2 separate regions of the Homo sapiens genome follow, and region 2 is linked to region 1. The links are chromatin loops, found by intact Hi-C in ENCODE. Cell type or tissue: CD4-positive, alpha-beta T cell. All regions are shown on one strand. Each heading gives the region's core, and the rest is flanking DNA. Links, peaks and the distances in the headings are about the cores only.

Region 1 (5,381 bases), core at 264-5,263:
CTGTCCCTAGGCAGCCCTCCCCCAGAGAGTGAAGGGCCCTACTGGTGGGGATGAACAGGGTGAGGGAAGGAAGTGGCACTGGGGACCTGGTATCCAGACACCTGGCTGCACAACCCCTTGTCGCCCACTCCAGCAAGGCTAGGGTTGCAACTAGTGGCTCTAGGAAAGCTCCTCTAATGTTCCGTTTTCTCTTTTTTTGTTGTTTTTGGAGAACTCTCTCCTTCTCCAATCACAGTTATGAGGTCCTTTCTCTGGGAGCCATCCTGGGTGGCCTTGTTTCTTTGCCTCCATGGCACCCTATAGGTCTCCCGTCTGGCCCTGTGTGTCTGTCCCCTATAGGGCCCTGGTCAGTTGTGCAGCAGGCCCAGCACATGGCAGCGTGGGTGCATGCTTGCTGGTTCACATTTGTTCCTTAAGCTCTTCTTCCTCCTTCGAGACCCTGCCTGTACACCTTCTCCCTACATCCTCCTCCAGGCTGCCCACTTGGAATTCACCTCTTCCTTCTCTGGGTCCCACACCCCCCGGTTGAGCTCTGCTCTCTGTTCTCATTCTGGGGGATGCCTATGCTAATGTCATCCTTCCACTGTCCCACGCTTGCCAAGAGACATGGAGACTGCTTCCAAGCCCGGCATGGCGGCCCCGATGCTCCATGTGCGTGACAGTGTTCAGAGTCAAGGATTGAGGACCCCACCCTGCTCTATGACAGAAGGCAGACAATCACCAAATCATAAAAGTGTGGCAACAGGATGATAATAGGTATATGTGAGAGTCTTGGAAACTGGGAGAGGCAGTCTTCCTGCTGGAGTGTGGAAGGAGGGGGCGTCAGGCAGAGAAGCTTCACTGCTCAGGCAGCAGTGGCGTTGGGTCATGAAAGAATAGAATTGCACCCAGGGTGAAGTGGGGCAGGGTTCAGGTGTCATAGCTAGTGTCCTGTTACCCCACTGCAGTGGGCCTCCGACTAGAGCCTGCAGAGTTTGCTGTAATACAGATCGCTGGGTCCCAGGGTTCAGGTGGTCGAGTGGGGCTAAGAATGTGCATTTCTAGGGAGCTCCCAGGTGAGGGGACCATATTTTGAGAACAACTGCTCTATGTGAACCGAACCCCGATGCAGTGCTAGGGCTGGGAGCTACTTGAGAGCTGTGTCCCCAACTGTGTTCCATAGCATCCTCCTTTTATGGTCCCCAACAAAGAGTTTTGTGGTCAAATGTTTGATATCTGTGGCATGCCCAAACCTCGCTCTTGGAGATTCAAGGCATACTTGGATATAATGGAAGCCTTGGTAAGTCCTTCGGTAATGAATTAGACATCTTTCAATCCAGCATTTTCCAGATCTATTTAAAAATGAAACACTCTTTGGCTTCATCCCTTCTGCCCTGGAGTGGGGCTCTACCAGGCATCAGTCTGAGAAGCTGCTCCAGGACTGCATCTGTCCCCCGCCCCCTTGTGGTTTTTGGAGTCTGCAGGCAAGACCAGCCTTCCTCACTCTTGCATTCCCTATGAGACCCGACGAGGTCACATTCCAGGCTTTGTGAGCTTGTGTTTACATGAGCTGTGGGCTGTCCCTCACCCAATGCCTTAGGCATCTTCCAGACTCTTCCCTACTCCCTTCTGTGGCTTTGTCTCTGGGGCTCTGCAGCACTCCTGTCAGGGGTACACATGAAGAGGGAGAATGTCTAATGTCCGGCAAGGTTGGGAGATGCCCCAGCAGACTATGGGCTTCCTGAGGTCAGAACCCAGTCCACTGCTCGATCCTCAGCCCCAGCTCACTGTCTTGCACACAGTAGGCGCTCAACTAATGCTTGTGGCAGAGGTTGAACTGCATTGACTCGGCCTGTCCTTCTTTCCCACAAATACATGAGAGCTGGCCCTTAGTGAAAACCAGCGAGGACTGCTCAGGGGCACACAATGCTCCTGGGATGTGTGCAGAGTTTAGCTGGGGCAGACGCGCTCAGAAATTGAGTCTTCCAGGAGCCCAGTACTCTTACATCTTGGAAGCAGGGGAGAGCTGTAATCTTGGAAGCTGTGAGCTTGGGAGGGGCCGAGGCCACGCAGGGGCCGCAATTCAGTGAACATTGAACTTTTTCGGAGGCTGGCTCTCAGCAGGCTCCTGGACTCATGGATCTCTGCAGACTCCCTGGGCTTCTGGGTTATGAGGGGCGGGTCTCAGATGAGACTGCGCTCTGGAGGGCAAATGTGTCTCTGTACTGCCGAGCCAGCGGGGCGTGGAGCAGAGTAATAGCCAGCTCCTGAACCTGGACATATTGTGCTGTGAGGGCTGGCGTGGCCGAGGTCTCCCTCCAGGCTGACATGCTCTGCATTGCTACAGCGGCACACAAACATCACCAGCAGGGGGAGTAGCTCACCGGACTGGTCTTTTGCCCTGGAGGGGATGGAGGTTGGCAGGTGGAGCATCAATGTTTCCCTCTAGGGTGGCTTTGGAGGGAGGAGAGGCTTCTGCTTGAGGCCTTGGGTCTTGCCTGCTGTCCAGAGCCTGTGTCCAGAGTGACTGACCACTTCTTCCCTGCCAGAGTTTGTGGGTGAAATGATGAGGTCCAGGCGTGTTGTTGGTAAAGTGCTCAGTGCAAAGTGCTGGGTGAAAAATTCAGTTTACATTTCAAGAAATCCCTAGGTGATGTGACCTCTTTCTGCAGAATTTTGAGAAGAGGCTTCATTTGGGATAGTCTACGTAGACTAATAGTTAGGGAATTGGCACCTTTGGCCATGTCTGTGTAAGAGTGGCCTGCTAAGCGGTGTCCTAACAATGCTGGGACCACTTTTACCAGCTCTGGTACCCTTTCTGTCACCAGTTGCTGGAATGAGCAGTACCCATCAGGGAGAGCAGTAGGTCTCTCTGCATTGCTCCATATTAGTTATAAAGGGAGATGTCCATATACATTTTCTGACATAAACGGAGTGAGGAATTCTTGTCACATTGCATATTCACGACATATGTTGGAGAAAATATTCTACCTCCTTCCCTGCTAGAATTCATTCCGTTTACCCACTCTCTTATTTAGAGACTGCCTGGCACCAGCTGAGAGCCTGACACAGTGCTGGTGTGGCCAGGTCCACCCCCGCCATGGCCCAGCAGGTCCCTCTCCTTGCCGCATCCACCTCTTTCCATCTTTCCTCCTTCCCTTTCCTGGGTCTGGCCTGTCATTTGCCAGTGGTCCCCAGACCCTTGAAGCAGGGATCTTTGTCTCTTTGTACAGAGGGGATTCATTCCCAGCTGGAATGAGGCAGACACTGTCCTTGCTCATCCAGCCCCCTTCTCATGGGCACAGTGTAAGAGGCTGATCCAAGGCTCTGTAAGCAACTCAAAGACCTGGCAGGACATCCTTGTGATGAAGGTTGTTACCACCACTGTACAGGAGAGGAAAGAGGCAGGAAGCACCTGGGTGATCCAAGACTCTCCCCTTAGGGCATATTGGCCCTAGGTGGCCTGGTGGTGGCCTCCTGGTAGGCGCTGAAGGGTGGGGCAGGGAGTTGCTCAAAGCCAGGGGCCAGCAGGAGCAGAGGCGAGCTGGAAAATAGCAGAGATGGATGGAGCTGGGCAAAGGAGAGGATGGGGGAGCTGCATGGGTCCATGACACCTGCTCTGACAGGGTTGCCATCCTCTTCCTCATTGAACTTAGTGCCTGTTGCATCCTAGAGCAAGGCAGGGGCCGGGACGCACATACCTCCATGAGGAGGGTGAGTCTCTCCAGGTTACTTAAATCAATTATCCTGGGGAAGTGCAAGAGCGGTGGGATCCAGCCTGAGAAGACAAGGGGAAGGCTGGGTGGAGCCGTCTGGTTCAACCACCCTGAGCTGGGTCATCTGTCATGGAAACCGAGAGTGAATAGAGCAGCCCACTGTCCTCTCGGCCATGAACTATTTCTTACAGTAGACTCTTCAGTAAAATGGAAATGCACCATCCAGGTTCTCTTCTGGGCTGTTTTTTAAAAAATTAATATTACGGTTTAATGTGGATTCAGGGGAACTAGTAAACATTTCCCATCTATTCAAAATATCAGGGAAGGATGTGAATATATATGCTCAACAGCTCCTGATAAGCGAAAGAGCCTGGGTTTGCTGCTGAGTTTTCTCCAGTGCTAACTGAGCACATACACTAGTGACCACAGACACCCTGCTCTGATGACCTCCGACATCCTCCTGCAAAACACACTCACTGATTCCAAAGGGCAGAATAGCGACTTTAGGCTGGAGAAACCTGGCAGACACCATCTTGGTCAAATGATCATCATCCCATGGCAATCAATAACCAGAGGACACCCCATGACAATCAAGAACCAGAAGACAAATCAAAGCACATGATCCTGATATGACACACCAAGAAGGACACAGCATCACCACTGTGATGGTCCAGTTAATGGTTTATCACCTGAATTGAATCAGGAGGAAACAGCAGATAAGCTAGCCAAACCCCAGCAGTGTGCGGGGTGGAGGTGGAGAGGAGTCTGTAACATAACAGGCCTGAAATATTAAAAAGATATCAATGCCATGAAATGTTACTGTCACAAAGCAAAACTCAGGAATGGTTTTGGATTCAGGGAGATGACAGAGATGTGACTACTGAATGGACCTGTGATCCTGGACTTTCTTTTGCTACAGAGGACATCACTGAAACAACTGACAAAAATCTCAGTATGGTTTGTAGATTAGGTAATTATATCAATATTAATTTCCTGAATTTCATCATTTTACTACAGTTGATAGATTTAGGATAATATTCTTGTTTTTAGGCAATACACATTGAAGCATTTAATGGAAAAGAGGCAACATGTCTGTATCTTACCCTCAACTGGTTCGGAAAATAATATATATACTTGAAGGAGAGAGACAAAGCTGAAACAAATATAGTAAAATGGGGGAATCTGGGTGAAAGGTACATGGGAATACTTTGTTTTACTATTTCTATAATTTTCCTATGTTTGAAACTTTATCAAAATTAAAAAATTTAAAAATACCTCCAAAATACAGAGGCTTAAGACAGAAGATTGTGTCTTGTCTACTGAACACAACAGTGTGGAGTGTACAGGCTAGCAAGGAGGCTCGGCTCCACACAGCCATGCAGGACCCCAGACCCCTTCCCTTGTGACTGCATAATTGAGTCACAACAGCAAGGAGGAGAAGGAAGCTAGTTGGCCAGCTACAAACTTCTGTTTGAGCAAGGAATGTAGAGGAACTGGGGCCCAAGACCACCCCATGCAGCAAGGGAGACTGGGAATGCAGTCTCTGGCTGGGAGTCCCTGTGCAAAGTCAAAACGCCATTACTGTGGATCATCAGAGAGCAGACCCGAGGGCTCGTGAGCAGTCTGCCCCCTCACCGGTTCTCAGATTCAGAGGTAATCTGAAGAGTGGCCATGACCGTGATAAGC
Region 2 (5,381 bases), core at 231-5,230, 1.2 Mb after region 1:
TTAATATATAACTCTTGGCCAAGTGCCATGGCTCACACCTGTAATCCCAGCACTTTGGGTGGCCGAGGCCGACGGATCACCTGAGGTCAGGAGTTCCAGACCAGCCTGGCCGACGTGGTGAAACCCCATCTCTAGTGAAAATAAAAAAAAAAATTAGCCAGGCGTGGTGGCGGGTAACCCTAGCTGCTCAGGAGGCCGAAGCAGGAGAATCCCTTAGAACCTGGAAGGCAGAGATTGTACACCCTGTGGTATGATTTTGGATATCCTAGGGAGACATTGCTCCTGACATCAGAGTGGGCGTACACCCTGTGATATTGTCTGTAATATCGTAGAAAGATGTTGCTCCTAATATCACAGTGGCTGCACACCCTGTGATACTAATTGTAATATCCTACAGAGATATCATTCCTAATAATACAGTGGGTGTACACCCTGTGATATTGTTCCTAATATCCAGGGAAGGAGAGGATGACATTATGCCCAATATCACTGGGGGTGTACCGCCTCCCGCGGGGATATTGTTCTTAATATCTGGAGGTGGAGAGAATGATGTTACTCCCAATATCACAGGGGGTGTACACTACCCCTGTTTGTAAACACCCCCTGTGATATTGGTCCAAATGGCCTGTGAAAGAATAAATATGACTCCCATTATCGCGGGGGGTGTTCAGCCCTGATGATATTGTTTTCTAACATCCAGGGAAAGAGAGTATGCTATTACTCCCAATATCGCAGGGGTCGTACACCCTTCTGTGTTTTTGTGCCCAATATCCAGGAAAGTAGAGGATGATATTACTCCCAATATCGAAGTAATTGTACAGCACCCCTGTGATATTCTTCCTCATATCCAGAAAGGGAAAGAATGATATTACTCCCAACAGCATAGGAAATGTATACCCGCGCTGTGATATCTTTCCCAATACCCAGTTGGGGAGAGGATCATATTACTTCCAATGTCGCAGGGTGTGTACACCCACTCTGTGATCTTGTTGCAAACATCCAGGTTTGGGGAGGATGACATTACTCCCAATATCGCAGGGGAAGTACACTCCCCCATGACCTTGTTAGTCATTTCCTGGGTGGAGAGGATGATATTACTCCCAATATCGCAGGGGGTGTACACACCCCTGTGAAAATCATCCTAATATCCAGAGGGAGAGAGGATGATATTACTCCCAGTACCGCAGGGGGTTTACACAGCCCTGTGATACTCTTCCTAATATCCACAGGAAGAGAGGATGATATTACTCCCAGTACCGCAGGGGGTGTACACAACCCTGTGACATTGTTCCTAATATCCAGAGCGAAAGAGGATGATATGACTCTCAATATCGCAGGGGGTGTACACCCCTCCTGTCCTATTGTTCTGAATACCCTGGGAGGGAGAGGATAAGGTTACTTTGAATATGGCAGGGAATGTACACCCTCCCCCTCTGATACCCTTCCTAATGTCCAGGGGAAGAGAGGAAAATTTTACTCCCAATATCGCAGAGGCAGTACACCCCACCTGTGATGTTGTTCCCAATATGCAAGGGGAGAGAGGATGATATTACTCCCAATATTGCAAGGCTGTTCACATCCCCAGTGACATTTTTCCTAATATCTAGGGGAGAGACAATTATATGACAGCAAAGGTCACAGGGTCTGTACATCCTGATATGGTTCCTAATATCCAGGGGGGAAGAGGATGATATCAAATATGAAAGGGGGTGTACACCACCCACCCCTATGATATTGTTCTTAATATTCATGAGGGGAGACGATGATATTCCTCCAAATATCACAGGGGTTGTTGACACCCCCCTGTGATATTGTTTCTGATATCCGGGCGGGAGAAAATCATATTACTTCCAATATTGCAGGTGGTGTATACCCCACCTGAAATATGGCATCGAATATCCAAAGAGGGAGAGGATGGTATTAATACCAATATCGAAGTGTGTGTACACACCCCTTGTGATATGGTTTTTAATATCCAGTGGGTGGGAGGATGATATTAGTCCCAACATCCCAGAGGGTGTACACTACCCCTGTGATATTGTCTCTAACTTCCAGAGGGGAGAGGATGATATCACTCCCAATATCTCAGAAGTTGTACATCCCCCGTGATATTGTTTGTCATATCCAGGGAGGCACAGGATGACATTCCATTGAATTTCGCGACAGGCGTACATGCACAGTGTGATATTGTTCCTAATATCCAAGAAGGGAGAGGATGATATTACTCCCAATAAAGCAGTGGGTGTACATGACCCCTGTGTTATTGTCTCTAATATCCGGGGCCAGGGGAGCGGGGGAGAGGATAACATTCCCTCAAATTTAGCAGGTGGTTTGACGCCCCTTGTGGTGTTGTTTTAAATATCCAGCGGGGAAGACAATAGTACTATTTTTGATACTCCGATTCATCCGCTCCACCTTTCTGGAACTCTGAGGCTGGGAGGCGGCACGCAGTTTCCGTGTGATCCCCAATACCTTTGCCGTCTTCTGTACCAAGGCAGCCAAAAACGCAGGCTTGTTATCTGAGCTGATCCGTAAGGACAGTCGAAATCTAGGAATCAGATCTCGAAGGAGCACAGGGTTTACTTCACCAGCTTTCTCAGTTTGTGTTTGATAGGCCTCCACCCACCCAGAGTAGGTACGCCCAAGAACTAGTAAATACTTGGTACCTCCACACTTTGGCATCTCTGTGAAGTCTACCTGGAGATCTTCAAAGGGGACTGCTCCATAAGCTTGTATGCCGGGCGGAACGGCTGGACCTTGCCTCGCATTATGCTCTCGGCAGGTAACTCACCGCTGCCTCAGCATTTTGGCAAGGGCTGACAAATGTGAGATGTAGAAATACCGGCCTAACAACTTTTCCAGTGACTCCTGACCTACATGGGTGGTTTCTTGCACAGCCAGTACAACTGCAGCTCCTAGCAACTGTGGCACAGCTATTCTCACATCTGGTAACTGAATCCATCCTCCCTCCATCACTTGTCCTTCCCTCTACCTGGAGAAAGTCCTTTTCTTCTTTAGAAGAAGTAGGTCCAAGATCAGGTGCTTGAGGGAGCACTGATGCCCAGAAGGGGGCAAATGCTGCTTCTTCGAGCCTCTGAGTCAGCGAGGGAATTCCCCAAACCCAGCAAGGTGGAAGCTCGCTGGTGTCCTCTGCAATGCATGACTGCCACCTTGTGGGGTTTCCATACTGCTTTTAATAATTGCAAGATTTCTTGTTGATATTTTCTGTCTTTTCCCCCAGAGTTCAATAGGCCCTTTTCTTTCTATCATGCTCCATGCACTTGAAGGGTTAAAAGACATACCAAGAATCAGTGTAAATGTTTACAGTCTCACCTTCACTGAGTTCTAAGGCCCGAGTGAAAGCAATGAGTTCCGCTTTCTGGGCTGAAGTGGCCTGGGGCAACAATCTGGCTTCAACAACAGTGTCCAGGGTTACCACTGCATACCCTGCATCTCTCTCTCCTTGGGGGTTGAAGAAGCTGCTCCCATCCACATATAGTTCCCAGTCTACTGATGTGCAAGGCTGGTCCCGGAGGTCAGGTGTGCTAGAGTCAACTGAGTCCAACACTTCTACACAATCAGGCTGGACAGGGCTCTCTGGTACCGGGAGCAAGGTGGCAGGGTGTAGGGTGTTACAAACTTCAATAGTTATATAGGGATTTTCACAGAGCAAAGTTTGGTGCTTGATGAGTCTGGCATTCGTTAGCGAATGATGTCCTTTAGTATTCATTAAAGTCACCACAGCATGGGGGGCCTTTATGTTCAGGTTTTGCCCAAGAGTCAGCTTATTAGCTTCTTGTACTAGCAGGGCAGTTGCTGCCAAGGCCCTCAAACAGGGGGACCATCCTTTAGAAACCCCATCTAGTTGTTTAGAGAGGTAGGCCACTGGCCTCAGCCAGGGCCCCACAGTTTGGGTTAAAAGTCCAGCTGCCATCTTTTCTCTCTCTGACACATACAATGGAAGAGGCTTTGTCAGATCGGGTAGCCCCAAGGCTGGGGCTGCCAGAAGGTTTTCCTTTAACTCATGAAAGACTTCCTGTTGTTGGGATCCCCATTCCAAAAGTTCCCAGTCCCTGCCCCCTTTGTGACCTCATACAAAGGCTTGGCTAATACTGCAAAGTTTGGGATCCACAGTCTACAAAACCCCACAGCTCCTAAGAATTCTCTCACTTGCCTTCTGCCCTGAGGCTCTGGTAGGTTGCAAATGACCTGCTTTCTTTCTGATCCAGGGCTGCATTCCGACCCCTCTCGGATAGTAAATCCCAAGTAAGGTACCTGCCGTCCGCAGATCTGAGCTTTCTTCTTGGACACCTAATACCCATAGTCCTCCAGGTGCCTGTGTAGGGCATCTGTTCCCTTGGCGCACCCGACCGCCGTGGGGTGTCTTAACCTACTGGAGCAACACACAGCCTAGGTCTCTGGTGGGAAACTCTGGAGGTCTCAAGCCAATGCCTCCCTGAAGATGGTGGGGAGTTCTTGAACCCTTGGGGAAGTCCAGTCCAAGTGTACTGAGTAGTGACACCTGACTCCGGATCTTCCCACTGAAAGGCAAACAGCTTCTGCCTCTCAGGGGCTAATCTGATAGGAAAGAAAGCATCTTTCAGGTCCAAGCAGGTGAACCAGCTGTCCTCAGCTGGCAGCAACCCCAACAATGTGGATGGGTTAGGTACTGTTGGACGTAAAGTCAGTGTAGCTTGATTAAGCAAGTGCAAATCCTGTACCGGCCGGTAGTCCTTGGTCCGTGGCTTGGGAACAGGCAGGAGGGGAGTGTTCCATGGAGACTGACAAGGAACAATAATTCCAAAAGTTCTTAGGTGCTTGAGATGGACCTGGATACCTTGAAGAGCTTCTCTGGGGACCAGGGCCTGTTTTTGCCTAACCGGCTGGGCCCCAGTCTTAACTGGCCAATCCCGGAGGGTTGTCTTCCACCCGTACTCTTGGCCACCGCTTAGCCAGAGCTGGTCTTCTCTCTTGGCCCAGCTCAGTTAAGAAAAGTCTCCATTCCTCCTCTCGGGGGACCATAAGGGTCATAATGACTCCTGTTCCGGGTAACTTTAGCAGCAAAGAGCCATGCTCTGTCAAAGAGATAGTGGCTCTCAGCTTGCTGAGCAAGTCCCTTCCCAAAAAGGGCAAGGGACAGTCAGGCATGTACCAAAACTGATGAATGACTTTATGTCCTCCTACAGTGCAAGTCCGAGGCAAGCAGAAAGCCTGCTTTGCTGAAACCCCCGTGGCTCCGATGACGTCAATAGTTGTTTCGGATAAGGGGGCGACCGGGGCGGTTACTAGCGAATGTTCAGCACCACTATCTACAAGAAAATCAATGTCTCTACCCCCGACTGTCATTCTGACCAGAGGCTCTTTGGGGACACTTGAGCCCG

What was found. Peaks named below come from ENCODE experiments on the same cell type or tissue, not always from the same donor. Only the 100,000 strongest peaks of a DNase experiment are listed, where the experiment ranks them.
Region 2: a loop joins it to region 1, with 8 times the contacts of the local background. A loop is called at or near these places in 21 of 110 quality-filtered maps.

Annotation. Positions count from the first base shown.
Region 1 is chr9:89,591,678-89,597,058 of GRCh38, forward strand. No RefSeq gene overlaps it. Among named protein-coding and RNA genes, the nearest start is that of GADD45G, 11 kb to the right of the region's middle. In CD4-positive, alpha-beta T cell, for the core only: CTCF peaks have their summits at 2,368 (motif pointing right) and 2,568; a DNase peak (open chromatin) is centred at 2,354; H3K27me3 peaks cover 496 bases.
Region 2 is chr9:90,752,828-90,758,208 of GRCh38, forward strand. No RefSeq gene overlaps it. Among named protein-coding and RNA genes, the nearest start is that of SYK, 46 kb to the right of the region's middle. RefSeq lists an enhancer at 3,383-3,442. In CD4-positive, alpha-beta T cell, for the core only: no CTCF peak of the experiment used is centred there; a DNase peak (open chromatin) is centred at 3,104.